7 separate regions of the Homo sapiens genome follow, and regions 1, 2, 3, 5, 6 and 7 are each linked to region 4. Evidence: chromatin loops called from intact Hi-C (ENCODE). Cell type or tissue: CD4-positive, alpha-beta T cell. All regions are shown on one strand. Region 1 has its middle 130 kb from the start of ZMAT1. Region 2 has its middle 22 kb from the start of ARMCX6. Region 3 holds the start of GPRASP1 (G protein-coupled receptor associated sorting protein 1). Region 4 overlaps RPL36A-HNRNPH2 (RPL36A-HNRNPH2 readthrough). Region 5 holds the start of ZMAT1 (zinc finger matrin-type 1). Region 6 has its middle 100 kb from the start of ARMCX2. Region 7 holds the start of TIMM8A (translocase of inner mitochondrial membrane 8A).

Region 1 (4,000 bases), 390 kb after region 4:
ATTACCTACCTTGAATTTATTATCATATTTAGAAGAGATACAATATAAAATTCCTTAGATGTAACTCAAGCTTTGATAAACAAGAATTTCCTTCCTCCATGTCACTTTCCCAATGTCTAAAACTTGTACTTTCATCTGATTTATTCGCTACTTCAGGAACTGCCAATCAACATGCCTCCTAGCCTAGGACAGGATTTCTTCTCCACAAACATCATCACTAAGGGGAGTTGTCTAAGTATTTTCCCATGTGGGCATGCCAAAGTTCAGCACAATACCAGAAAAGTTTACAACTATCATTTCTTACCCACATTGCATTGTAGAAGCCCACATCTACAATAGAAGCTGCTGGGTATACTCTGGGCATGTTCGGTGGCTGAATTTCATTGTTGCCACTTATCTGGATATGTGGTTTATCTTTGGCAAGCCTGGAGCTGATCATCAGTAAAATGAAAATAATGATGCTTTCTTTTCAGAGTTGTTTTAGGGAAATGAGAAACCCATGGGAGGCTTTAGTGCTTACTATCTTAGCCTCACCTTGCCTTCTCTGCAGAAGAGATGTCTGTGATAGAAACTAAATGCATAACTCTAAGAGAGAACAGTTGGGACCCTAAGTGTACAGAGGGAAATGTGATGTATTAGCCATGGTGACTGTCCAGTATTGTAGGATGAGTTACCTGAGGGGCTTTGGAAGGGAACAGAAAAATCCTCATGCCATTTCCTACCATCATATGTGCTTTCCTGTCCTTAGTACTTTGTCTTTTATGTTGTAAGGGAAGAAAGACTCTAAGAGGTGCAAGATAAAGAGATTTCCTTTGAGTCTTGGAATGAAGAAACAGTGCAGAGGAACCAATCCTAATAACAGATCTGCTGTACAGAAGGCTGCAGTCAAAGGAACTGTGTCCTGATAGCAGTCCTGTCACTTCCCCCCAAACAGATGTCTCTTCTCCAGAAATGCTACTATCTATCTTTGTGGGCATATATTAAAGTAGAGAAAAAATACTATAACAGAATACACCAAGATGTTAATTGTGTTTACCATGAAGGGGCAGGAGTGCTGGATATATTTTCTTGTCTGTATTTGACACTATTTTCCACATGGTCCAAAATGAGTGTGGATTACCTTAATAATAATAAGCAGAGCCTAAAAAAATGTACTTTAACTAATAAAGAGCACCCGGTCTGGAGATGCAGTGGAAGAAACAGGGCTTGGCCAGGTGAGATCTGGGCAGTTACTTTAGATCCCTGAGCCTCAGGGAGCCTGGAGCTTAATTCTTCACCCACAGGGCTCCCCTGGGGTGGGAGATGTGATGAAATCACCACATTGTCCACATACGGGCTCTATGCCGTTGTATTGATTAGTGACTGGTCCCTTCATGCTTTACAGAGAGTGACATTGTGGTATCCACTGCTTGAGTCTGTGGTCCCACTGCACACTATGACCCCATTTCCTTGATCCCAGCATTCTCAGCACAGTGTGATTCTCCAGGTATTATGTAAAGGATAAGGTGCTATTTTGCTTTGTTTGTGTTTGTTTTTATGATCTGCATTGGTGGATCTCAATGTTTGGTCCCCAGACCAGCAGTGTCAGTATCACCTGGGAACTTGCTAGAAAGTGCTAATTCTTAGGCTCCATCCTAGACCTACTGAATCAGAAACTCTTGTGGTTGGTACTAGCAGTCTTTTCTTTCTTTGTTGTTTGTACAAATTTATGGGGTACCTGTACTCCCCAGTTTGCCACAAGGTCCAAAGTGATTCTGATGCAAGCTGAAGTTTGAGAACCATATTCTACAAAATTTAATGTAGTAAATGAAATGTGTTAATTGCTGAGTTAAGGAATGAATCTTTATTTTATTTCCATACTTCTTCATAATCTCCATTCAAAGTACAATTTGTTCATTTTGTGAAATGAGTATTTTTTTCATTGAAAAATAAAATTGAAATTGAAAGTCAATCAATGCCATCTGTTGACCCAATCTAGAACTGCAGCTTGGATATCACTTTAGCAAGAGATCTAGGAAGGAGGGAAGGAGGGAAAGGAGGGCTGTGTAAGCCCACCAGAATAAACTTTCTGGAAGTTATACGGCAGACAAAGCACTAAGCAGAGATGGCGACAGAGCCCATGGGTATTAATTCATGTGACAGGATGTTTCCTTTGACCCCCCTCTCAAATTAAACACAGTTGAGTGAATGTGTATGTGTCGTTATAAATATAATGTGGTGTATAACCTCCTTTTTATGTTATCTGACATTTAATATCTTTTAATGTCCAGAACTATATATTTTTTCAGCATTAGTTTTGTAAATCAAACTACAACTAGGTTTATTCTATGCTGTCATAATTGTATCTCGGTTATTTTGCGAATTAAAAATCAGTGAGCTGTATGTATTCCCCCAGCTCTTGAAAACACTGGAGAAATATACAATTATAAGAGGCATTGTCTTATGTTTCCCCTATTACTATGACCTTTCTCAAGATAATAATTCAATTGATTTGTAAATATTCTCTAGATTTGTTTCTGTGGGTTCATTTATATTTTAAAATATGACATATGTGGCTGGGCGCAGTGGCTCACGCCTGAAATCCCAGCACTTTGGGAGGCCAAGGCAGGCAGAACAACTGAGGTCAGGAGTTCAAGACCAGCTTGACCAACAAGGAGAAGCCCTGTCTCTACTAAAAATACAAAATTAGCCGGGTGTGGTGGCGTGTGCCTGTAATCCCAGCTACTCGGGAGGCTGAGGCAGAAGAATTGCTTGAACCTGTGAGACAGAAGTTGCAGTGAGCCAAGATTGCGCTATTGCGCTCCAGCCTGGGCAAAAAGAGCAAAACTCCATCTCAAAAAAAAAAAATGACCTATGTATATCCTTATGGAAATATATGTCATTCAAAAATCATGCCATGTTGTATGTTATGTTCTGTAACTTGCTTATATATTTCTGCATCTCAGTGCTTTTTATTAGATTTCTTTAATTTTTGATGTGTTTAAGCAATTTTACATATGTTGATTGCCATTGCCTTCATTTTTTTCTTTAAATTACCTGTTGGTAGACATGTACACAACTCTTTTAGATAGTAGTTTTCCTTATATGTCAGGTATATTAATTATGTCTGTAAATTATAGTGCAAATGTGTCCAATGCAGAGCCCTTCCTCCAGTGTCCTAATAATGAGCAGACACTTTATGGATGCTCTCCTGGGAAGGGGAGGTCTGGCATCCATGCTGGACTTACCACTGCCGAACTGAATGGTCTCTTCTGCCTTCAGGGAGGTGACAGTACTGGCACCCACGGTTTATTTGTGAAGTCCTGGTCACTGCCCTAGGAGCATTACATCTGTGCATATTGTGACCTCTTTTCTCTGACCCTAGGCAGTTTTGTCCATCAGCTCTCTCAGCACAAAGTTTAGCCAGTTAAATAGAGTAACTCTTAATATGAATTATATATTTTAAAATAAGAAAGAAGTAAATGGCTATTTCAAGATAAGGGTAATTATTATTTATTGAAAAGAAGGTTTCATAACCAGCATTGAAAGTAGCATTTTTGAGGTTTATTCATTTTGCCAAATTAATACATCAGTATATTAACTGTCCAGTCTGCACTCCCACCCCAACCAGAAGATATTCATTATTAATAATTTGATATATATTCTGTTGACTTTTCTATGTGTCTTAATAAAATGCACAGATATTTTTCCAAATGTAAAAGTGTACTCTTTTACAAACTGTGATTGTCCTCTGCATACTGTGTTGATATTTATCTGTTTCATGTAGTATGAGAGCTTGTTTCACATTTCATCATTTATATCATTGGGCATATTTTCAAATGTTCACTGGGTATTGATGTTACTTTCATGTACATTCTCTATTGTAATCTTCGGCCCGTTTCTCTGTTGGTTAAAGTATCAAGGATATTAACCACATAGCTGCAATACAGATTGCAACTATTTTCTTCCAGCTTTTTATATACTTTGTACTCTTAAATTTTGCAATACAGATGGTGTTCAT
Region 2 (4,000 bases), 180 kb after region 4:
CCCGTGGGTGCTCCATCCCAGGTAGGTGCCACACTGCTACTGGTGGCTGGCTGGAATTCCAAGCCAGTGGGTTTTATCCTGTGAAGTGCCGTGGACATGGGGCCTGCAGACCATCCCTGCTTGGCCCCCTGGTTTCAGCCTCTTTCCTAGGGGTAGTAGGAGTTCTAACCTACTTTGCTGGAGTTGCAGTTACTTTTGCTGGGAAGCCCAGAGCCAGAGTATTTAAAGCTCCCTGGTCTCCACGTGTGTCTGAATGGCTGCTCTGCCAAGACCCTGCATAGCTCTGTGTGTCAGACTGAAGGCCTTGGTGGAGTGGTTTCATGAGGGGATCTTCTGACCCAAGGGTCGCAAAGATCAGTGGGAGAGGCGTGGGTTTCTGGGGTTGTACATTCACTCACTGCTTCCCTAGGAGGTGGAACTTCCCTTGGCTTCGTGTCGCTCCTGGGTGGGCCATCATCCCGCTTTGCTTTTCTTTGTTCTTCGTAAGTCAAGTTGTTTCCTTGATTAGTCCCAATGCAAGTACATGGACATTTCAGTTGAAGGTGCTGTATTTACTCACCCCTTCTGTTCCTCTCCATGAGAGCCATCCACCCTAGCTGCTTCTAATTGGCCATCTTGGCCACTCCACCTCTCATTTTTCTAACTCACCATTGAGATCTTTAAGTAAACTTTTGTTGAAGTATACTGTATATACAGAAAAGTGCACAAGTGATCAGCTCAATACATTTTCACAAAGTGAGCAAGAAATAAACATGAACCACACACTGGAAGTTCCCTCCAAGTCCCCATCTAGTCACTAATGCATCCTAAGTGTAACCACTATTCTGACTTCTAAAAACATAGATAGTTTTGAATTTTAAAAAACTTTAGGTAAGCAGAATCATACAGTATATATTATTTTGTGTCTAATTTTTTGCTAACATCTGTGAGAGTAATCCATACTGTTGCATGTAGAGTATTCATTGCTATTTATGTATGTACTATATTTTATGTATCCATTCTATTAATGACGGATATTTAGATTGTTTCCAGCTTGGGACTATTATGAATAGTGCTGCTATGAACATTTTTATACATGTCGTTTGGTAAATATATGCATGCATTTCTCTTGGGTGTAATGTCATAAATTGTGCACAGTTTTACTCTGAAAACAAAATTAGGGGGTAGAGCCTGGAGTATAGTGAACTCAGCAAGGCAAATTCTATCTCATGGGGGCCTGTTGGGAAAACTAGGTGGTCTTGTCCAAGAGACCGCTCTGTTAATTTCCATGTCCCACTGAACTTAACACTTGACACTTCAGCTAGACTGTGTATTGCCTTAAATACTATTCTCAGAAATAACCAGTGGTGTCATTCTAGCAAGTATCACTCCAGAAAACTCCTTATACGTACAAAAGGCATAAAAAATCTTTTTAAAAAGTCATTATTTCCAAGAAAAGTGAGCAGAGGCAAGAAAAATGTAATTAAACATATTTATCTCTCCATGCCTTGTTTTATGAAATCTGCTTTTTTCATGGGTCTAAGCAAGATGATGGATATTAGTTGCTGAGGGGAGGGGAAGTAAAAAGACGTGCTGTTGCCCAGTATTCTAGGATGAAGATAAAGAAGTATAAATACAAAGAAACAGTTGCTCCAGGAGAAGATAAGAAAGTATCAGAATAAGTTTTGTCTCTGGAAATCAGAGAAAAACAAATTCCAACAAAATGGTAATGCACTTTCTTTTGGATTCCAGGATTGGTGAAGAAAAAAAAATGAGTAACAGGTCTGGTGTGCTGGGGGGAAGAGAGAGAGGCAGGCACACTCTTGCATCACTACTGGTGGCAACCATGGCTCATTAGTGACATATATCTCAGGTGACCAAGATCTGTGGGAAAGTCAAATCTTTTTGATCCAGCCATCAGCTCTCTGCTGTTGACCTCAGAGAGGCACGTTTGTAGATGAGTGAAGAAAGAAGAAACTGCTCTGGTTATGTGCAGGGTGGTGTGAGAATGAGGATTGCCTGGGAAGTCTTAGGGTCAAGATTGGGACAGAGTCATCTTCCCCTACACTCTCGCCCCACCCACCAGCTTATTTTAGTTCTCTAAATGGTGCATAGGATCGGGGGAGAGTTGGTGTTGCGGAACCGAGAGTGAGAGGTGAGAAATGTTTGACAGAGTCCAGAATCAGTAAAAGGAACTGTGGCCTATCACCCAGCACTGTGTTCACCCACCCTACTGATAGATATTGGTTTGTTTGTCTGTCTGTAGGGGGCAGTGCAACCCAAGAAAAAGGAAGAAGAAAATTACAGGTTATCTGGCAGAGACTGAAGAAAGAATGTATTCCTTCAAGGATATGTGGAGCCAGAACCTGTCACAAGAGGGTGGTACACACAAGTGCTAAACTAGAACTTGCCCTTCTACTCCTGTCCTGTTTTCGGAAAACCCTTAATCCCAATCCTTTATGGCTCTGGGAAAGCAGTGTCAAAATCTATAGCACAGAAAGGGGAGTGAGGTGAGGTAGATCAGAAAAGTGGGCATTCATAGGAGAAGGGCGAGGAATAAAGTGGCAGGAGGCCAGGGTGGGGAAGATGGGTGTGCCTGAGACCTAAATGGGAGACTCTGGAAAGTTATATTCCTCACTCTGGAGTGGATGCACCTGAAACTTATGTGTCAATGCATTTACCAATCTCTATCCTCTTTTCTCTGTCTACCTGTAGACAATAATCTAAGTAAGGGAGGAAAGAAATTGCTCCACAGAGTGTGATATGCTGGAGATAAGGGGTGGAAACGAGGCGTCCGAGGCAGACTACAGAGTCCAGAGGCAATTCAGCTTCTCCCTCTCACAGCCTTTGTTTTTTTCTCCTCTTATATTGGTGCTGGAAAAAGATAAATGCTGCACCTGTGGGAAAATAGTGGAAATGAGCTTGAGGGAGGTTAAACCCCAGAGGAGGAACATTTGAAAATTAAGACCTTCAATCCGGAAATAGAGATACTGATACCCTTGTATCCTGTGCATTGACATGTCTCTTTGGGGAGACTCATCTGAAAGCTTTATGTGTTTGCATTGCTGCTAGGTCCATGTTGGATGGCAATTAGATTGATTGTGTCCAGGAAAAGAATGTCTAACAATCTCCTTCCTAGAATGCCACAACTAGAGCACCTTTTAAAGAGTGATGCCCATCTGTGACTTGCATTAGATGTGGGATATACTCAGACTGACGAATTTGTGAAAGAAGATATGGAAGTCTGGTCTACAAGTTGACACAGTGTTCATCCACTTATCAGAAGAAGGCACAACCAAGCAAGAAAAACAAAAAGAGCGTGGGAGCTGCAGACAGTGGGGAAGACAGGCAAGGTCCATGATCTTCAGTCAAGAACTGAGGATAAGCCAAGCCCTGGGGATCAGTCTGACAATAATCATGGGCAGTAAGAACTCTCAGCCTCTCCAAAAGCAAACCATCGAAATAAAAATGAATGACCTATTCCCCCAATGAAAATAAAAAAATTTCTGGGTATGCTCAAAACTTTAAAAATGGCAGTTGTGTTCTAGACCTCTCCAAGTGTCTTTTCATTCAGGGAAAACTGTTGTTTGCCGAGCCCAAGGATGCGGGCTTTCCATTTAGCCAGGATATCAATAGCCATTTGGCCAGCCTCTCAATGGCTAGAAACACGAGCCCCACTCCAGACCCCACTGTTAGAGAGGCTTTGTGTGCCCCGGATAACTTAAATGCGAGTATTGAAAGTCAGGGCCAGATTAAGATGTACATCAATGAAGTGTGTCGGGAGACTGTGTCACGTTGCTGCAACTCATTTCTGCAGCAGGCCGGATTAAATTTGTTAATAAGCATGACAGTTATTAATAACATGCTTGCCAAGTCCGCTTCAGACTTGAAGTTTCCTTTGATATCAGAGGGAAGTGGATGTGCTAAGGTTCAGGTTTTGAAACCGCTGATGGGTTTGTCTGAAAAGCCAGTCTTGGCGGGGGAGTTAGTCGGTGCCCAGATGCTCTTCTCATTCATGTCC
Region 3 (4,000 bases), 1.2 Mb after region 4:
AACTCAGCTGAATAGCAATCTTAATGATCCTTTGTCAGGTAATATAAAATGGTACATGTTCTGGAGAACAGGACATGGACATCTTTAGGGGACCGTTACCTGCCAAACACAATGAGGGTAGTGTCTAAATGAGTTTTCAAATGGACAACAGTAACAACATCAACTTGGTGTTTAACCACATTGCTCTGTCTGTCCCATGCAGGAAGCAGGGAAAGGAGGGGCTCAAGAGTAGAGGACGGATGTGGGGGTGAAAGAAGAGGATTCAAATGAGCCAGGTTGCTTTGTCTCGGGGAGGGGGGTGCACGGTGGGATCCTCTCCTGAGAATGACTGCTGAAACAATAGGTAGTTGTGGCAGGTGGCGGAGATCCAAGCTGGTTTGATACCAGCCACATTTCCACACTGCCAAATATCATGGCAAGAGAAGACTTGACAGGGAACCGAAGAGAAGCCAGGACCATCCCTACCTGGCGGCATCAAAGAGAGAGGACTGTTATGACCTCCTGCGGGTCCTGACAGGGAAAGGTCCTCTTTTGGGGGCAACTGTGGGGACGGTGCAATGCCAACGTGAGCCACCATTTGAAATGAGAAACAGCGGTGTGGCAGAAAGAAATGAGTCTGGTGCAGACCAGTGGTTGGTTTCCTAGGGTTAGAGGTCTAGGTCTACCTTCTTTTAGAAGAGGGGCAGTGGTGAGTCCTTGATGGGAGCCCCCTGCCCCGGAGTTCACTTAAGAGCAGGTGTACCTTCCTCCCCTGCGTGGCTCCACGAAGCTGGGAAAGAAACGCACAGGACGACCACCCTAGAACCCCGGGCCTGTCTGGACTGAAATCGCCTCTCCCCTCCCACACTGCAGTGCTGACACCCCCTCTCCCATTAACATCCAGGAAGGAGGGTGAGCAGACTAGGGAGGGGGAGAGGGCAAACACCCAGCAGTCCTTATAGGGGGGCGGTTGGGGCGGGGGTGCAGACACACCAAGGGACGGTTTGGTATCCATCCGCTGCTCCCTCCAGCGCGGCTCTTCGCGACCTCGCGATCCTGTCCTCCGCCCGGCCCCGCAGCCGCCCGCCGGTGCCATATATTATAGCAGCGCCAGAAATGTGGTGGTCGTCGCCACGTTAGGGTCCGCGGGGTCCTCCTGAGGCAGCCTGGTGCCAACCCGCAGGCCCCGGCTGGGGCTCGTCCTGGCCCCGCCCACCTCTGGGTCGGAACTATGGTGGTTCTGTGAGGGGGGGCGTCCTGCACTTTCGCGCCGTATCCCTCCGCCCCCCTTCCCGACACCCTCGCGGAGAGCGGTTCTTGCCGCATCCTGCGCAGCCCCTGCCCAGTTTGGTGCAGAGGCGTGGGGGGCGGGACTCGTCTTTGCCATTCGGATCGCTGGGAAAGCGGTGGGAATCCAACTGAAGAGCAGCCAGAGGAGAGCTGAAGAGAGGAGGGGGAGGCCGATGACCTGGGCTCTGGGCCTCTGAAGGCAAGTAGGGGTGCGTGAGGTGGGGGGCCGTGGTGTGGGGGTGGTCCGCCAGGGTGGACCGGCTGGCAACCTGCCCCCCGGACCCTGACAGCCTGGCAACGAGGAGACGATCCGTTCGGAGCCGGGCGCTAGAGAGAGGTGCGCAGTGCCCGAGATCCCTGGCTATGGGGAGGCGGTGACTGGTGCGGGCCAGGCCGGACCAAGGGCTGAGGGGCTGGCTCCAGAGGCACCGTCAGATCGTCTGGAGGAGAACCGCGCTGACCGCTTCCCAGCCAGCTTTGCAGGCGCCCGCGCGCAGCCCTCGACGGTTTCGGTACCGAGAGACGGCTGTGGGGGAGGCTCCTGCGGGAGAAATGGCCAAACGGGAGCCGTGTTGGGGGGCGCCCGGGAGGCAGTTGGGGGGCGCCTGGGGGGGCCCTCGTGGGCCAGCGTCCCAGCTCTGTGCCTAGCCCGTGGGAGGTGGGTCGCGTTCGCTGCTCCGGGCCCTGATTCCGGAAAGGGGCCTGTGGGGCCCCGTGTCCTGGGTGCTGTCCCTTCCCACAGACTCCAGGTTGATGTCAAAGTCTGTCTGCGCGGTAGGTCTGGCGTATTCTGACAGGACACAGTGAGCATCTGTAGAGGAGAGGCTTGAAATAAAGGAGGAGCACGAATATTCCCTGGATTTCTGGAGGTGTGTGGGGATGTGGGGTGGGTGCCAAACACTGGAGAACCGAATCGGGGTGGGGGACTGCGACCAGAGCAGGTCAGGCATCCAGGAGCACCTCTTAATCTTCCCCTCTCTAATGGTGTTCCAGGCGCTTCCCCCACCTTCCATCCCCATCTGCCTCCCCCACCGTCCTAAACTGGGGGCTTGAAAGGGTGAGCTTTGGAGGTAGGGGTGATGAGGGAGACATACTGACAAGTACCAATTCACGACCTGTTTTCTAGAATATGTGGCGCCCTTCCCCCATTTTCTGCTGCGCAGAGCAAGGGGATGTGGCGCACCTAGTGGTGAATCCTCAGAATTGGAGAAGGGAGTAATGAGAAGAGTATGACGTCAAGAGAAGGAGTTGTTATCTCTAGAACCTTGAAGCAGGGCCTAAACAAAACGAGAATATTCCACCAGCAAAACCCCGAATGTTGAAAGACAGATATCAATAATATGGGGATTCTTATCCTTAGCGTTGGTCTCTCTACCAAGGGCTTTACTGCCACCCCTCATTTCCTGTCTTACTTTTTCATCTGTTTGTCCATAGGCCTGCTTTAAGGCTGGCCAGTTCTGCAAGAAAGGCAAGGAGGAGGAGACTGGCTCACACCTCTGGAGGTTGGTGAGAAGGGGGAGGGGGCAATTCAGGGGACAGTTGGAGAAAGAGAGCATGGCAGGTGGCTTTGAGACCAGTGGGTGCAGACCCACTTCTACTCTGCTGGATTTGCACAGTGCCAGCATCCTTTTTATTTCTTGCAGGGGACATGAGATAGGTGTAGGTTGTGTTGTGACTCAGAAAGACCTGAGAGCAGGGACCAGGACACAGGAAACCATAGATACATTGAACCCTTGAATGGGAAGACAGATATTTGTCACAGGAGCCAGAGTGCTTGCCTATCTACCATTCTCCATTCTCTCCTGTATGTTTACTTGTCTGTAGGACCCCCTTCTGTCAGCTGTGGGGCTTGACACTACTTGAACAAGAAAAGGAGGGGGAAACTGCACCACATAAGTGAAGGTTGGTATGAGAGTGGGTATACTTTTGGGCGGGGTAGTGGAGACCAGCATGGGTCCGGGAGTGCTTAGGGTCCAATCTGGGGACTTCTTGGCCCCTCCCATTGCCGACACACTTTCCCACCATTGTTGGACCTGTTTAATAGGAGGCAGCCGGTCCAGAGAGACTTTCTCAAAGCCCAGCTGTCCCACCTAGCATTCAACATCAGTCTCACTGCATATGTCTCTGCATGGGATGACATAATTGGAAGAGACTCAAAGCCCCATTTCATTCTCTCTCCCTAGATCCACCTCCAGTGGCTGCTCTGCTGGTGGTGGGGTTGCTGCTGACAACCACCCTCAACGGGTCTGCACCCATCCAGGAAATCTCTGTCTTCCTCAAGCTTGGTTGTGCCTGTTCTACACTCTATCTGTATTATTGAATTACTGACTGAGACTGTGTTTGGGAAGGAGGCTGAGTGACTACTGGACTGGATATTGACTCTAACTCTTGTTTCCAAGCTTATATCCTCAATCACCTAAAGATCAGAGTGTGAAGAAACAAACCTGTGACAGATCTGTGGTTGAGGTTTAGACTGGGGGAGGAGTATAGTACTGGACTTTCTTTGTAACTTGTACCATGACTGGGGCAGAGATTGAGTCTGGTGCCCAGGTCAAGCCTGAAAAGAAGCCTGGGGAAGAGGTTGTAGGTGGGGCTGAGATAGAGAATGATGTCCCTCTGGTGGTCAGACCCAAGGTTAGGACCCAGGCCCAGATAATGCCTGGGGCAAGGCCCAAGAATAAGTCCAAGGTTATGCCTGGAGCAAGCACCAAAGTTGAGACAAGTGCAGTGG
Region 4 (4,000 bases):
GGGAAATATAATTGATTCTGATCACTCTTGGTCAGCTTCTCTTTCTTTATCTTTCTTTCTCCTTTTTTAAGAAAACGAGTTAAGTTTAACAGTTTTGCATTACAGGCTTGTGATTCATGCTTACTGTAAAGTGGAAGTTGAGATTATTTTAAAACTTCAAGCTCAGTAATTTTGAACACTGAAACATTCATCTAGGACATAATAACAAAGTTCAGTATTGACCATAACTGTTAAAACAATTTTTAGCTTTCCTCAAGTTAGTTATGTTGTAGGAGTGTACCTAAGCAGTAAGCGTATTTAGGTTAATGCAGTTTCACTTATGTTAAATGTTGCTCTTATACCACAAATACATTGAAAACTTCGGATGCATGTTGAGAAACATGCCTTTCTGTAAAACTCAAATATAGGAGCTGTGTCTACGATTCAAAGTGAAAACATTTGGCATGTTTGTTAATTCTAGCTTTTTGGTTTAATATCCTGTAAGGCACGTGAGTGTACACTTTTTTTTTTTTTAAGGATACGGGACAATTTTAAGATGTAATACCAATACTTTAGAAGTTTGGTCGTGTCGTTTGTATGAAAATCTGAGGCTTTGGTTTAAATCTTTCCTTGTATTGTGATTTCCATTTAGATGTATTGTACTAAGTGAAACTTGTTAAATAAATCTTCCTTTTAAAAACTGGAAAAAATCTTGAACTGATTGATTTTTATTATGTTCTGTCATATGGGCACACTGATTGACTTTACAATTCCCTCAAAGTTAAGATTTTTAATTTTAAAATTATAAATGATATTTAGCATCTTTATATGTTCATTGTTGCATATATCATTAATTATTTCTAAGATATATCCCTAGAAATGGGATTGCTGAGTCAAAGATATACTCATTTTTAAGGCTTCTGATTTGTGTTACCAGAAAGATTCTGGTACTTTATCTTTCTACTTGGAGTGTGTGTTTTATTTTCCCCCTTATACCCTCCTTATTGATGCACATTATTCTTTTTGAACTTTGCCAGTTTTTTAGTTGAGAAATGATATCTCATTGCTATTTTAATTTGTATTTTTTTGATTAATATTAAAGTTGTACATTCTTTTTTAAAAAAAACTTACCATGTCTACAGGACTATTGAGCTACTTTTGGAGACTGTACTTACCAAGATAGTATTCTCTAAAATCCAAAGAAGTGAAAGCAAATAAATAATCCTTTTTATTTCACCACAAACTAGAAGGCACGTTTGTATGTTTAAAAAGAAGTAGGCTTACAATTATGTGTTAAAAACAAAACATAAAAAAGAAGCAGGTTTATGTTATGGAAATAAATTGTCTCCTCCATGAATTCATTAGTAGATTCTCTATAAACACTCTCAGGTGTATTTTAGGGCATCTAAAGCTTATCTTAAACCAGCGGTTCTCAAACATTCATGTGCATCAGAATCATCTGCAGGGGTTGTTTAAACATTCATTTCTAGGCCCCATCCCTAGAGTTTCCAATTCAGTAGTTTTGGGATGTTGCTTGAGAATGTGCTGATGCTGCTGGTCTCAAGACCACGTTTTGAGACCCATCACAGTTCCCCAAACAGCAACTTTAAGGAGCAGCTTCCTTTATGATCCCTGATTGCCTCCCCTTTGTTCCCATAACAAGTAGTTTAAATTTTCTGTTAAAGTCCAAACCACATATTTACAATACCTCGCACCTCTTAATGAGGATTTTGAGCTGCTGTGGCATTGTGTGCTGATATCTTAGATTTCTGTCTGGATCACAGTGGTCATTAACAATTCCACCCCTCAATAACTTTAAGGCCCTGATGTCCCTCTTATCAGTACCAACTGTACCGTGAACTACAGATCTCTGTAGTTTCACTGACCCCTTGGGGACTGGATTGCTATACTTGGGCTGTTCAGGGCTTGGGGCCCAGAGAAATGAGATGGGAGGCAAATACCAAGTTGGTATTACCTGACTCCGTTTCATTCAGGAAATGAAAATCAATTCTAGAAAATCATTCAAGCTGAAGATGCAGTGAGACGTGATTGAGATTCTTTGATGACTTCTAATTTTTATCACAGCTTTCAGGAGAGCAAGAAATCCATTTTGACTCCTATCATGTTGAGCCAGTCCTTGCCCTTCAGGAAGCCTTTCTCAGAGGGTAAACAAGTAGGTGTTTTTGCCTTCCCAGGCTACTTAGTTAATTTTCCAGAAGTTTCTCTAAGTCTGAGCAAAGATTCTCAAGTTAGCCACTAGATGGCACCAAATCCCAGGAGACAATAGAGGGTTCTTTGTGATCTTAGATGTTCACTTACTCTTCTTCGCTGGCTAAGAAGACTCAGAAGGGCTCTGGGGAGCAAAGGAGAGAGAACCTGGAGAAGGTCAGCGGTCAGCACTAGAGGTGTGCAAAGGGACAGCAGTACAGCTGGTGTGCACACGCGTGCACACCCACCACCATTCGTGCTCCAACACTCACATCTAACACTACTACCCAGGAAAGTGATGGGAGGTCGAGTGGGCAGTCCACCCACAACACCCCCCAAACACTGAGTCAGAGGATTTATTTTCAACTGCGTGTGTGAGCTATTTGGCAGGATCAGGCAGAAAATTTGCAGCCACAGTTATCGTGGTCTAAGTATCCGATGGCTTGTGCCAGTGGTTCTCTGGGTGTGGTACCTGATCAGTAACAGCATGAACCTCCACCTTGTGAGATATGCAGATTCTTTTTGCCCCCCCGCCCCCCGCCTCGTCCCTTTCCCCCAAGGACTGAATCAGAAACTGGGTGTGGAGCCCAACAAGTTGTGTTTTGTTTTTTGTGTTTTTCTGAGACAGGGTCTCGCTCTTGCCCAGGCTGGAGTGCGGTGGTGCGATCTCAGCTCACTGCAGCCTTGAATTCCAGGCTCAAGTGATACTCCCACCTCAGCCTCTCGAGTAGCTGGGACTACAGGCGAGTGCCACCAAGCCCAGTTATTTTTTAAAATGATTTTTATAGAGACGGGATCTCACTATGTTGCCTAGGCTGGTCTCGAACTCCTAGGCTCAAGAGATCCTCCTGCCTTGGCCTCTCAAAGTGCTGGGATTACAGGTGTGAACCTCTGTCCAGCCAATAAGCTGTGTTTTAACAAGTGCTCAGGGTGGTTCTGCTGCAGGAAACTACTGGCTGATGGATACATGGATTCCATTATCCACCCATTCATTGATTCCTGCATTCACTCATCCAACCCTAAAGGAGGTAACCAAAACAGAGACAATCCCATGTGTAAGCATGACATATCTTCTCTGCCTTCTCTACCCAGCAAAATGATACGAAAATGCATTGCGAATATGTTTATAAATCAAGCTCCTTTTCCATCAGGTAGAATTCCTAGTGCTGTCAGCTAAAATGAAGATTTCTCCAAGATGGGCCTCCAGGGCTATTGCAAAACAGCTGCTGATGGAAGGAAATTCCACTTGCTGTGCCTTATACCAGGCTGGGAGTGTCACAAGAACCCTTTACAAGCTGCTCCCACAATGACCAAAACTGTCTTCTCATGAGTGCAAAGCAGGCATGCCCAAGGGGCCCAGGTTAGCATGGTGCAGGACTCCGCTGGGAAGGTGAGGGGTTATCGTCGCGGGGGAGTGTCGACTAACTGGGCTGGTGGTGCAGGGGTAAAATAATTTACCAAGACAGTTGGAGGTAAAGGCAGATTTATTAGAGAAAGTAGGAAAATACGTTTCGAGAAGGCAACGGGCAGCCTGCAAGAGAGGAGCCGACTGAAAAGAAACAAAGGCTTGCTGGAGATTTTATAGGATGGTTTTTGGGCTGATTGAGAAAACCAAGGCAGTAGGGAGCTAGCTTGCATTCTTCTGTTAGCTGGGGTGTTTGATAAATTGAGGCGTTTGATAGTGAGCAGGAAGTTTGTGAGTTATGTATGTTATCTGCGCAAGAAGCCACATGTCCTGGGCCATAAAGAAAAGCAGACCTATAGCTTATCTGATTCCTCTTTTTGTTTATATGTTCTGGACCATGAAGAAAGA
Region 5 (4,000 bases), 520 kb after region 4:
CTACTTTATGAAATTAGCTCTCTGAAAGCCTTTAATATTTGCATATATTAAAAGATACTGCAAACAAACCAGTTGCATCTCCAGGCAAAAAGCCATATTTTTTTTTCCACGAGATACTGGTCTTAAACCTTACTGTGAACAGACGATGAGAGCCAAATTGAATTGTGATCTTGATGCCTATAAAACTGCTCTTGCCTACTAGCTGGTTATGGACATAAAGGTTGATATAAATTTTTAAAATCCAGATTTCATGTTTCCATCCATTAAGGCTGATTGAAGACACTAAATGGAGTCTTTCAAAGGTTGACTTTAGTAAGAGAGTTGATAAATAAAACATTACAGTGTACTTCTAACTTCCATATTTAATAAGTGGCATTTATGTAATGTGCCTATACAAATATTGTAAGGGATTTTTTTTCTACTTTGCCATTCCTCCAAAGTGAAAGGTGTGAAAGGTTATGGAATAGCACACAGGGATATATCATTTAAGAATGTGAAGAAGAGATTATTTTTATGCGATAATTTTAATGGAGTATCTTCCTAAGAAAAAGGAACTTACTTTCCTCTATTTTGGTGTCCACAATCTTTCACTTTGGAGGCAAGTTAGCAACATAAGGTAACACAGCAAATTCTGGAAATTAATTACGAAATTTACATGGCAAAATGCTTTACTGGGATGCTCTGCAGTGGAATGGTCTCCACCAGCTAAGAACATTTCCCAAACTGCTTTAAAACACATTTCAATGGCAAATTTTACAGTTTGCTATTAGTAGGCTGTTTACAAGTATACAGAACTTTGTGTGAATACCGCTTATATTGATACAGTCAAGAAATATCTTTTTATGTTAGGAGTAATATGTGTTGGTAGGTACAACAGAACTTATTAAAGCCAAACCACCTTAAAGATGGACCTGTAAATCTTGCTTTACTAGGTCACATCCTCAAATAGCCAAAGAAAACTCTCCAAAGTGATTCCTGAAATCTGTACTTCTGCCACACTCTCTTCCTCTCTTTCCCTAGTAGAGTCCCCTCCACCAGACCTTACCTTCCTAAAATCCGACAGATCCTACTTTAAAGCTCAAGTATACACTTGTAACCTGCCCAAATTTCTAACGCCATCTCTCTGTAAATATTCTACTTCTAGTTTCTACACTGCAGGACGTTGAACACCAAAGGGGGTTTACTCCCCCTTATTTCTTCGGTATTTCCTCTTTTATCTCCGCCCCTTTCTCCATCGGTCCCCGTTCCCTTATCCTTGACCCTCTTGGCCCACAGCACTTCTATCTTGCCTCCTCTCTCTTCCAAATCACACCTCAGCTTCCTACAGCACACTAAGGTGTCCTGGCTGGGAGAGAAATTATGTGGTATTTTTTTTTCCCTTCAAACTCCTGCCTCATGAGTACCTGCAATTCTTTTGCCTGGGGGCCCCCATCCTTTACAGGTGGGAGAGGTAGGGAAGGCCCTCTCTGCTTCAGTCCATCTTGCACACTCGGGGCTAATACGGCGGGGCGGGGCGGGGCGAGCTTGGCCTTTACTGCGCCACGGCAGGTGGGGGTGGGGCAGTGGCGAACCGCGCCCAGCCCAATCTCGGACGGGCTGAAGAGAGGCAGCGAAGGAGATGGGGCCGCCCCCGCACCCCGGGACGGGAACTCACCTTCTCTGAGGCAAGGGCGGGTGTCTACTTTAAAACTACTGCCCCCCCTCCCCGCCGCCGCCATAGTGGAGCCGCCAAAGCCGCCGCCGCCGCCGTCGCCACAGCCACCGGCAGGCGGGCAGGCAGGGGCGGAGGTGGCGGAGGAGGCAGGAACAATTACTGCCGCCGCCGCCGCCGCCGCCGCCGCTGCCGCGCAGGCGGTGTAGGAGGAGGAGGAGGCGGCAGAGACGGTAGCTTCCTGAGGGGAAGACTCCGCCGCCAGCGGGGTGACTGTGCTCGGCGCCGCCGCCATCGCAGCGAGGCGCGCGGACAATTGCACTTGCGTCTCGATTCCGTTAAGCTCCTTTAGCCCCGCCTTCCGTTAGCCCCACCCCCTTTGTTCCTCTTTTTAACGCTTCAGCTCGAGCCTCGTTCTCGCTCCTCAGTCCACCAATCGGAGAGCTTTAAGCCCGCCGGCCGTTTCCCCCTCCCCCACTGCCTTGCGTCACCCCACCTCCCTTTGGAGGGGAAGCAACGACGGCCAAGGGCAAAGGGCAAAAAGCGCGGGATGTGAAAGCACGTGGGCCTCGCACAGTGAGGCTTCTTTGGAGATCTAATCTAAAACCAATTTAAGAGGAAAAAATGTCTGGAAACTATTGATCTCACCTCCAAAATATCTCTGAAATATATCTTCACCTGGCTTTTTTTTTCTCTTTCTTTTTTTTTTTTTTTTTTTTTTTTTTTGAGGGAGAGTCTCGCCCTGTAGCCCAGGCTGGAGTGCAGTGGTGCGATCTCACTCACTGCTACCTCTGCCTCCCGGGTCCTGGTTCAAGCAATTTTGCCTCAGTGTCCCGAGTAGCTGGGATTACAGGCATGTGCCACCATGCCCAGCTAATTTTTGTATTTTTAGTAGAGATGGGGTTTCACTATGTTAGCCAGGCTAGTCTTGAATTCCTGACCTCATGATCCACCTGTCTCGGCCTCCCAAAGTGCTGGGATTACAGGCGTGAGCCACCACGCCCGGCCCCTGGCTTTCTTAAAGCACTTAGTACAGAGAATAGAACAGAAGCTTTCATTCTGACACATTGTTTCCGTGGCCTCTTAAAGGACTGCCTATCTATCGATCTGCCCATCTTAATTACAATAACTTCCTGTGAATTCAGCACCCAATAGAAGTACTAGAATATTACTGATCACTTAAATCTCATCTTGTCCCCCCAACCTCTCCTCTCAAAGAGACCAATATCCTGATTTATATTTATTATTTCTTTGCATTTTAACATATATTCTTATCACATAGATATGTGCCTAAATAGTGTTGTTTAGTTTTGATTGTTTTCAATTTTCACAAATATTTATATCTTTTTCTAGGTAGCATTCTGGGACTTGTTTCTGCTTTTTTTTCCCTCAAGCAATACTCTTACCTCAGCCTCTGGAGTAGCTGGGATTACAGGAAGGAGCCACCATGCTTGGCCTGGGACTTGTTTCTTTCACGTAACATTCTAAGATTCATCTATGTTGTTGCTTGTAGCTGTAGTTATGCACTGTCGATGCTGTAGGATATCTCACCCTTTTCCTTATTGATGGGCACACCTCCTGGTGCCTTTGTGCAAGTCTCCCTTAAGTATTCTCTCCTTTCCAGTCTTAGATCCGTTGCTGTATTTCAAGTCCTCATGATATATGGTCAGACGTATGGCATCCACCCCACTGGTCTTCTTTCCTCTGATCTCAATCCCTCCAATCTATTACCAAGTTGTTGCCAGTCGTCACTGGCTGTCCAGTGCTTATTGGACAAAGTCAAAAGACACAGTTTTGCCCTGTTAGTCTCCCCATTCACCTCTTTGACCTCATCTCTTTCCACTGTCCCCATCTCTCCCCTCTGCTTTTACTTTGATTTAGCAATCCCTAAATCTTCTTAGATTCCTGTGAAGACCGCCAGGCGCGGTGGTTCACGCCTGTAATCCCAGCACTTTGGGAGGCCGAGGCGGGTGGATCACGAGGTCAGGAGATCGAGACCATCCTGGCTAACACAATGAAACCCTGTCTCTACTAAAAATACAAAAAAATTAGCTGGGCATGGTGGGGGGCGCCTGTAGTCCCAGCTACTCAGGAGGCTGAGGCAGGAGAATGGCTTGAACCTGGGAGGCAGAGCTTGCAGTAAGTCGAGATTGTGCCACTGCACTCCAGCCTGGGCGACAAAGCGAGACTCCATCTCAAAAAAAAAAAAAGATTCCTGTGAAGACCATGTTATTTCATGATGTAATGTTACTATATATGTTCTTCTCTCTTCCTGAAACACCTTTTCCCCCACATTAGGCACTTGCCTAATGAAATCCTATACACCCTTAGAAACCCAGACAACACATC
Region 6 (4,000 bases), 340 kb after region 4:
TCTTATGATTCCATTGTCATTTGAGTATAGAAAAAATTGTCATTGGAGAGTAGGAGGACATCATAGATAAGATTGGGAGGGCAGCTTGATAGTGTCTCTTAAGGCAATGGACATACTTTGTTTTCATGGGGACTTGAGTGAACTCTGGTTGAATATGATGCTTCTGTGGGTTTATTTTGTGGCAAAATGATAACTAAAAACTTTAATTCATGGAGCTTTAAAGCACTTTCACATCTTTCTCATAAAACTGGCACTGGTACCCCGGGGCTTATGAGTCCGTGGCCTGTGCCATTGGCAGTAATTAGCTCCAAGTTGCCTTGTGATTTCACCATACATTAATTTCCTACACTCAAAGATAATATAATATAATATATAATTATATTATATTAATTATATAATATATAATATAATTAATATTAATTAATATACATTATATATTATTATACCTAATAATAATATAATACTTGATTTCTCAAACACTCAATTATAATATATAGCTCATTTTTTTCTCTTGCACAATCCTGGGTGGTTGAGGGGCAGGACAGGTAAAATTTAGGTAGGTGAGATCAGAAAGATGTGAAGGGATTTAACTAAAGTTGTCACGGAATTACTGGGTTAGGTCTTTTACTGGGAGGCAGACAGACCTCCTGACTTAAGTGGTCTCTCCAGAAACCAAAGTACTGGCATTGTTCCTATGAATACCTTGCTTTTTAAGGGAACAAAGGAACAAGGATTCTCTGACATTGACATGTAGAAAGTAAAATAAGAGGACAGGAAAGCACATGAAACATAAGAAGTGCATGCATAATATTATTATTTTTAAAAATCTGCCTCCACCTGCCTAGAAGTTCCTGTGCTCTTAGGAAAACTCTGACTCGAAGCATAAAAATGGTTCCCTTTTCAGAGAGGGCATTGATCATAAAGGGCCACAGGGATTCTACTGTAAGCTCAAAACTGTCCCAGAAATCTATCACTTTGTTCTGGCAGAAAGGGTTCAATGGAAAGCTTATTTTTTATGAGCATTCATTACGTCTGGATCACAATTAGATCTCAATAAATATTGGTTAATTTTATTTGCATTGAACAGAATCTTCAGTAAGGTCTTATGGGTCCTGATCAGCTATATCCAATGACAGTTGTTTTGATAAAGTTGACTACAAAGATTAGCAAAACCATGAATCAGAGAACTGAGCTTGGCAAGAGGAGACAGACAAAAAACAGAGAGAGGAGCTCAACATACAGATGAGCCAGATATTTCACCATGTCACTACTTCATCCCTGAGGAAGTCTTGTAGAAAAAAGTAACACAGCTCAGAGGAAAGTGTCTGTTCCTCAGAATAATTATTTATTGAACGAATGAATGAACAAGGGAGATGCAGACTTGGGAGTCATCACCAGCAAATAAAAGAGAATGTACCCTTTCTATATTTTTCCAGACATGAACATTTTTCAAATATATTTTGGATCATATTATACATACTGTTTCATAATCTATTAATAAGTCACAATGATTACTAGTGTTTCTGCTTGTAGAAATAGATACTTTTCTATTGCAGCAAAGATACAATATTGAGATAATTGCCACCTGTTGGTCAAATGCAGAGCTACATCTCTGACTGTCTTGGAGGAGGCTCCGTAAAGATTTGAGGAGGGAGGGGCCTCTGGCTTGACCCACCAAACAGGGCTTGCTGGAGGCTTGAATGGCACAGGCAGCCCTTCCTGCAGAATCTATTGCTGCTTGGCTTTCTGAGCTTCTGGCAGGAAGTTTCACCCTTATCTCAGATCAAGAGAAAGCTGCCAGTGTGAGTGTCTCTTGAGGGAGTGTGTATCAGTTTTGTGTGAGTGCGTTTGTGCGGATATTTTGTATTTTGGGTCATAGCCTTTTAGACACGTTTGCTTTATACTTACACTTACTCATACATATAAGAGTATTATCAACGACAAATGGGACAGATTATATTATACATAAAGTATGCAATCTGGTTTTTATGCTTAATAGGGAATACCTTTCGAAGCGAGTGTTTCTATAACATCAGTTGTGTGAATCAGATCGTAACAAAATTTTTCCTGTGCTTTGAAAATTTTTATTTTGATTACTTTTCTGAATTGCAAAACGAATACATATTTGTCTTTTAATGATATCAAATCATGCAGAAATGTGTAAGTGGAAAATGAAATTGTGCTTTGTTTACCCTCTCAAGATAAACATTTTTAATGGTGTGCTAATATATTCTACAAATGTTTCTATCCCAATATAATGTACTAGCATATGTAAGTACTTTTATATAAAAGCCCTAAATATGTATATACACGATATAGATGTACACCACTCTATACCTATTCTTCAACAAAGACAATGAGACAACATGTTAATCTGTCCCTTTCCTTTTTCCACTTACGAAATCTTAAAATTTTTGTTTGTATTTCTTTGTTATTGTGTTTGGGTTGTTTTTCATCGGTTTGTTGGGGATTTATATTGCTTTTTATGAAAATTAGAAGTTACTCTGTATCCATCCTCTAGTAGTCAAAAAGAATTTTTTATATGAAAGATGACTGTACAATTAATTGTTCAAACTGACACTTAAAGAATAATTTCAACTGTTATTTTAGATTCGGGGAGTATATGTGTAAGTTTGTTACCTGAGTATATTGTGTGATGCTGAGGTTTGGGGTGTGATGGATCCTGTCACCCAGGTACTGAGCATAGTACCCAGCAGTTAGTTTTTCACCCCTTGTGTCCCTCCCTAACTTCCGCCTTTAGTAGTCCCAATTTAGGTTGGTTCCATGTCTTTGGTATTGTGAACAGTGCTGTGATCAACATATGAGTGCATGTGTCTTTTTGGCAGAAGGATTTATTTTCCTTTGGATGTATACCCAGTAATGGAATTGCTGGGTTGAATGGCAGCTCTGTTTTAAGTTCATAGAGAAACCTCCAAACTGCTTTCCACAGTGGCTGAACTAACGTACATTTCCACCAGCAGTGTATAAGCATTCCCCTTTCTTCACAACCTCACCAGCATCTGCTATTTTGTGACTTTTTAATAATAGCCCCTCTAACTGGTGTGAGATGGTATCTCATTGTGCTTTTGATTTGCATTTCTCTAATAAGTAATGTTGAGCATTTTTTCATATGCTTGTTGGCCACATGCATATCTTCTTTTTAGAAATGTCTGTTCATGTCCTTTACTTTTTGCTTGTTGATTTAAGTTCTTTATAGATACTGGATATTAGGCCTTGTTAGATTCATAGTTTGCAAATATTTTCTCCCATTCTGTAGGTTGTCTATTTACTCTGCTGATAGCTTCTTTTGCGGTGCAGAAGCTCTTTAATTTAATCAGGTCCCATTTGTCAATTTTTGTTTTTGTTGTAATTGCTTTTGAGGACTCAGTCATAAACACTTTCCCAAGGCTGATGTCCAGAATGGCATTTCCTAGGTTGTCTTCCTAAGATTCTTATATTTGAGGTCTTACTTTTAAATCTTTAATCTATTTTTAGTTAATTTTTGTACTAATATATGTTGAGAGGTAGGGGGTCCAGTTTCTTCTGCATATGGCTAGCCAGGCATCCCAGCACAATTTATTGAATAGGGAGCCCTCTCCCCATTGCAACTTTGTCAAAGATCAGATGACTGTGGGTATGTGGTCTTATTTCTGGGTTCTGTATTCCGGTTCATGGTCTATGTGTCTGTTTTTGTAGCAGTACCATGCTATTTTGGTTACTGCAGCCTTATAGTATAGTTTGAAGTCGGGTAGTGTGATGACTCCAGCATTGTTCCTTTTGCTTAGGATTGCTTTGGCTATTTGGGCACTTTGTTCTATATGAGTTTTAGAACAGATTTTTTTTTTTTTAGTTCTGTGAAAAATTAAGAATAGTGTTAAATCTGTAGATTGCTTTGGTCAGTATGGCCACTTTAATGATATTAATTATTCTTTTCTGTGAACATGGGATATTTTTCCATTTTTTTGTGAATTGACACTTTTGAGAGTAAAAGGTGGTCTGT
Region 7 (4,000 bases), 67 kb before region 4:
TCTTACAACAATACTATGGAATAGATACTATTATAAATCCTCATTTTACAAAGAGGAAAACTGTGGCACAGAGATACTTTACCCAAAATCATAGGGCCAGAAAATGGCAGAGCTGGGATATTCCAGAGCAAGAAAATGGCAAAATATAAGTGAAGTAACCTTTCAATGAATTTGGTTTTAACTCCACAATGCTGTTTGAACTAAATGCCTTTAAGTTAACTACAGAATAAAAGGGTGAAAGGATAAATCATTTCAGCAAGGTACCCTAAAACCTACCAAAGAAGAAAAAAAATATGACTTGAGATTCTATAACCTTGTCTACTTAAGCTAGAGATTCTTGAATCCTGTCATGATGAATGGAAAATTGAATGCATTTTCCTAAGGGGTTCATCATAGCTTACAGTTTTTTTTCCTTTCTTTTCTTTTCTTTTTTTTTTTTGAGACAGAGTCTGGCTCTGTCACCCAGGCTGGAGTGCAGTGGCATGATCTCACTGTAACCTCCGCCAGGTTCAAGCCATTCTCGTGCCTCAGCTTCCTGAGTAGCTGGGATTACAGGCGGGTGCCACCCCGCCCAGCTAATTTTTTCTATTTTTAGTAGAGACAGGGCTTCGCCGTGTTGCCCAGACTGGTCTCGAACTCCTGACCTCAAGTGATCCACCCGCCTCCCAAAGTGCTGGGATTACAGGCATGAGCCACCGCGCCGGGCAGCTTACAGATTCTTGCAATAGTACTTAACCACACGCCCTCCTAGCCCCAAAGTAACGAATCACAGATATTTTTAAAAAAGAATCAAAGCACTCTGGTCCAAGGCAGACCAGAGTTAAGTAAGCATCTGGTAGGTGTCATAGTCCAGCAATACTGTAAGTTTATGGGAAAGGGCCTATGGAAACCAATGACTGTATATAGTTCAAGTTAAGTGGTTCAAAAATTTCGTTCATTATTCTCTGCCATGTACACAAGCCTCAGACCCTCTAATTCCAAGGAAAATTATCCTTGGCCTCTGAATTCTGTGAATTGTGTACATTAAGGGAGATCTGTCCTTGGCAAGCAGAACACGTTGTTGGCAAGCTGCAAATACCTTCCACCCTTTTGCCAAAGTCCCCTCACAGGGCAGGCTCAATTCCTCAACCTTCAGACCCAAAACGGCTTGGTATTACACAACAATCCAACAAGAAAGCAAATAAGTATGTACGTTGGAAGAGATTACACCACTTTTATAGTTACTGGGCTGGAGCCACTCATTTTTCAGCGGAGAGGGTTAGAACTGGGTAATGAAGGTAAATCCCGAGGAGTCCAGGAATAGCAGATTCACTGATTCACTGACTCTCTGGGACTCGGGCTGCCAAAAATAAAATCCCAGTACTGGGGGCTCCGATCAGTCTTGGTGACCAGCACTAGGCAGCTTCAACCTCGGGTGCCTGAAAGTGCTGGGTGTCCAGTGGCATAAGTCTTCTTTGATACCCAGTCCTCTACACCAACAAAGCCGAGGTCCGGAATGACAGTCCCCAGAGAAGCGGAGTCACCCTTCTCCCATCCGGCTAGGCCACAGGAACCTGAGAAAATCAAGGGTTGCTGCCAGGTGCCCGCCCCCCACCCCGAATCCCCGACGTTGTCGCGAGTCCCGCGGTACAAGGACAGAGGGAAAGTAGGTACAGTGTTCAGGTCCCAGCCCCAGGCTCCTCACCCAACAAAGTTCAGTCATCTGGTGCACCAGCTGCTGGAAGCGCTGCTTTTGAGTCTCTACCTCGATGAAATGCTGCAACTGCGGGTCCACTGCACCCAAACCCGCCGCGGAGGAAGAGGAGGAGGAATCCATCCCAGGGCGACCAAGCTTGCAGAGACGAACTCCGCACCGACCTTCACGTGTCTCCGCGACGGAACCGGAACCACAGCTAGCTGCCTCTGGGACCGCCCCCGTGAGTGCACTGCGTCGGCGCGAGGCAGGCGTCCAACTCCACCCCGCCGCCTCCCACACCTTGGCGCCGGTGCTTCGTTCCCGGAGTCGGCGGGTTCCACTCCCCGGACCCCGCAATCCCGTAACCCCGCAACCCTGCCGTTGCGCCCAGCCTTGCGCCTTGAGATCGCAGGGCTTACAGCCCAGAGCCGAGGTGCCGTTGAGATGTTACTCCAAAAAGAAAAGAAAGGAGAAAAGGAAGTTACTTCAGACCACGTGATCCATTCCGTGCTGGCCCCACAGCTCCGCCCCTGTCCACTTCCAAATTAGCCCGCGTTTTCTGAGCTACCAGAGTTGTGCACTGGGTCAGTTAGTTGACTGGGTCGATTAGTTGGCTATCCTGGGCCCCTGGCTTTCGTTTTTTGATGGAGTTTTCCTCTCCCGACGTAGGGAAATGAGGCTATGGCAGTTTGTGCCCAACTTTCAGATTCATTCAAATAACATTGCATGCGTGCTGTGACAGGCACTGTTTTTGCTTAATGCATCTTTGATTCAGAGGCAGGAGTTAACAAGAGGGCTTAAACCTGGAGGATCCTGTCGAGTTCTCAGTGTAGGAATATGCCAAACTAATGCTACACAGCAGCTTTCTGGAATACTGAGATAGGGCGCTTCAGGGAGGCTGCATGATTAATAGAGATACCAAAGACTTTCAAGCTTTCTAGTAATTTTATTTTATCAAAACACCCTCCCCTCCCATCTTTATGACACCATTTCATTCTTGCCAAATTCGGTCCACCCCCACACACACACCCCCAAGCTCTACCAAATGCCTACTCAAAGAGCTGTTGGACCCCTTTGTGCGGCTATTTACATCCTCCCTCCTAAAAAATATTTTCATCGCAAATTCAGTCTGTCTTAATTCTCTCGGGAAATTTCAGGCACAATAATTTCTTGGCCTTTGCTCAGAAGCCACTATCCCAGGGAATCAAAGAAGAGGTGCATTCCCAGATGTAGAGAGGGGCCTTTTTGTATTGAGTGGGAGCACAAAGGCTCCAGGGCTCCTAAGCTTGGGATTTCCTCTGAGAAAGTGAAATTGGGGCTTGTGGAGAAGAGAAGTAGAACCAAGAAGCTTATTGGCGAGCTCAGGATTCTTCATCCATGACATCTAGAATATTGCTCAGAAGAATTTTGAAAGTGGGACGCTCATCTGCTTTCTAAAACCAAAGAAAAAGTAAAGTGTTAGAGTGGCTAGAATCCAGAATTCAAGGGAAATGCAATGAGTAAGCAGCAAATGTTTATTAAATATATGCTCTATGCCCAGTAGCATGCCCTGTCGATTACAAAAGGAAAAAAAAAAAAAAAAGAAATAGCAGCTCTCCATAAAGTCTTTGTGCACTTTTCATCTTTAGTAACTCAGGTTATTAGTGTGATAAGAACAATTTGCAAATTAAACTGACAATCACACTGATCAAAATTGAGGGCAAGTTCATTATGTAACTGTATACAACACATTCTTATTTTGGATCCTCAAGTGAAAAATGGCTACCAAACAAGTTCAAGTGGTTGGCAGAACAGAAATCCCATGTGATAATTTTTAGTGATTAATATTTCAAAACCACAGGCTGTATTACTGAGCAGGGATTCTGAGTACCTGGGACCTTTTTTTTTTTTTTTTTTTTTTTACCACTGGTAACAAAAAGACTAAGGTTTTTTTTTTTTTTTCTTTTTGAGACAGAGTCTCACCCTGTTGTCCAGGCTGGAGTGCAGTGGTGTGAGCTCAGCTCACTGCCACCTCCCAGGTTCAAGCGATTTTCCTGCCTCAGCCTCCCAGGTAGCTGGGATTACAGGTGCACGCCATCACGCCCAGCTAATTTTCGTATTTTTAGTATAGACCGGGTTTCACCATGTTGGTCAGACTAGTCTCGAATTCCTGACCTAAGGTAATTCCCCCGCCTCAGCCTCCCAAAGTGCTGGGATTACAGGCGTGAGCCACCGCGCCCGGCCTACGACTAAGGTTCTTTTTGATGGCCATGGCCCATAAGCCCCCGAGGTATTTGGTATTTAGTGGTTCAGGGAACATTCATGCCAGAATGCTCTCAATCTGTT

The links. A loop is a pair of places that touch in the nucleus more often than their neighbours do. Peaks named below come from ENCODE experiments on the same cell type or tissue, not always from the same donor. Only the 100,000 strongest peaks of a DNase experiment are listed, where the experiment ranks them.
Region 1: a loop joins it to region 4, with 8 times the contacts of the local background. A loop is called at or near these places in 67 of 110 quality-filtered maps.
Region 2: a loop joins it to region 4, with 6 times the contacts of the local background. A loop is called at or near these places in 29 of 110 quality-filtered maps.
Region 3: it touches region 4 in a loop (6-fold over the local background); 6 of 110 quality-filtered maps call a loop at or near these places.
Region 5: a loop joins it to region 4, with 6 times the contacts of the local background. A loop is called at or near these places in 18 of 110 quality-filtered maps.
Region 6: it touches region 4 in a loop (4-fold over the local background); 16 of 110 quality-filtered maps call a loop at or near these places.
Region 7: it touches region 4 in a loop (4-fold over the local background); 12 of 110 quality-filtered maps call a loop at or near these places.

The regions. Positions count from the first base shown.
Region 1 is chrX:101,801,690-101,805,689 of GRCh38, forward strand. No RefSeq gene overlaps it. Among named protein-coding and RNA genes, the nearest start is that of ZMAT1, 130 kb to the right of the region's middle. In CD4-positive, alpha-beta T cell, a CTCF peak has its summit at 1,978; no DNase peak of the experiment used is centred here.
Region 2 is chrX:101,594,018-101,598,017 of GRCh38, forward strand. It overlaps the pseudogene ARMCX7P. Among named protein-coding and RNA genes, the nearest start is that of ARMCX6, 22 kb to the right of the region's middle. In CD4-positive, alpha-beta T cell, a CTCF peak has its summit at 2,292 (motif pointing right); a DNase peak (open chromatin) is centred at 2,254.
Region 3 is chrX:102,650,128-102,654,127 of GRCh38, forward strand. All of the region lies in intron 4 of ARMCX5-GPRASP2 (ARMCX5-GPRASP2 readthrough), which reads left to right. GPRASP1 (G protein-coupled receptor associated sorting protein 1) reads left to right here and starts at 1,356. Exons shown (of 6, transcript NM_001184727.2): 1 at 1,356-1,468; 2 at 1,560-1,606; 3 at 2,048-2,138; 4 at 2,704-2,771; 5 at 3,094-3,171; 6 at 3,453-4,000. The coding sequence starts at 3,787. In CD4-positive, alpha-beta T cell, a CTCF peak has its summit at 2,446; DNase peaks (open chromatin) are centred at 1,234, 1,854 and 2,424; H3K4me3 peaks cover 2,202 bases; H3K27ac peaks cover 1,353 bases.
Region 4 is chrX:101,413,445-101,417,444 of GRCh38, forward strand. RPL36A-HNRNPH2 (RPL36A-HNRNPH2 readthrough) reads left to right here. Exons shown (of 4, transcript NM_001199974.2): 4 at 1-689. It overlaps HNRNPH2 (heterogeneous nuclear ribonucleoprotein H2), which reads left to right. Exons shown (of 2, transcript NM_019597.5): 2 at 1-689. Among named protein-coding and RNA genes, the nearest start is that of HNRNPH2, 7.2 kb to the left of the region's middle. In CD4-positive, alpha-beta T cell, CTCF peaks have their summits at 2,250 (motif pointing right) and 2,451; a DNase peak (open chromatin) is centred at 2,247; H3K27ac peaks cover 670 bases.
Region 5 is chrX:101,930,063-101,934,062 of GRCh38, forward strand. ZMAT1 (zinc finger matrin-type 1) reads right to left here and starts at 1,965. Exons shown (of 6, transcript NM_001394560.1): 1 at 1,655-1,965. The coding sequence starts at 1,946. RefSeq lists an enhancer at 1,744-2,244. In CD4-positive, alpha-beta T cell, no CTCF peak of the experiment used is centred here; a DNase peak (open chromatin) is centred at 2,039; H3K4me3 peaks cover 1,827 bases; H3K27ac peaks cover 1,456 bases.
Region 6 is chrX:101,757,575-101,761,574 of GRCh38, forward strand. No RefSeq gene overlaps it. Among named protein-coding and RNA genes, the nearest start is that of ARMCX2, 100 kb to the left of the region's middle. RefSeq lists an enhancer at 445-1,010 and a silencer at 1,577-1,746. In CD4-positive, alpha-beta T cell, a CTCF peak has its summit at 1,529; a DNase peak (open chromatin) is centred at 1,627.
Region 7 is chrX:101,346,849-101,350,848 of GRCh38, forward strand. It overlaps TIMM8A (translocase of inner mitochondrial membrane 8A), which reads right to left and starts at 1,894. Exons shown (of 2, transcript NM_004085.4): 1 at 1,685-1,894. The coding sequence starts at 1,816. BTK (Bruton tyrosine kinase) reads right to left here. Exons shown (of 19, transcript NM_000061.3): 19 at 2,602-3,108. The coding sequence ends at 3,037. RefSeq lists an enhancer at 1,816-1,865. In CD4-positive, alpha-beta T cell, no CTCF peak of the experiment used is centred here; a DNase peak (open chromatin) is centred at 1,893; H3K4me3 peaks cover 1,811 bases; H3K27ac peaks cover 694 bases.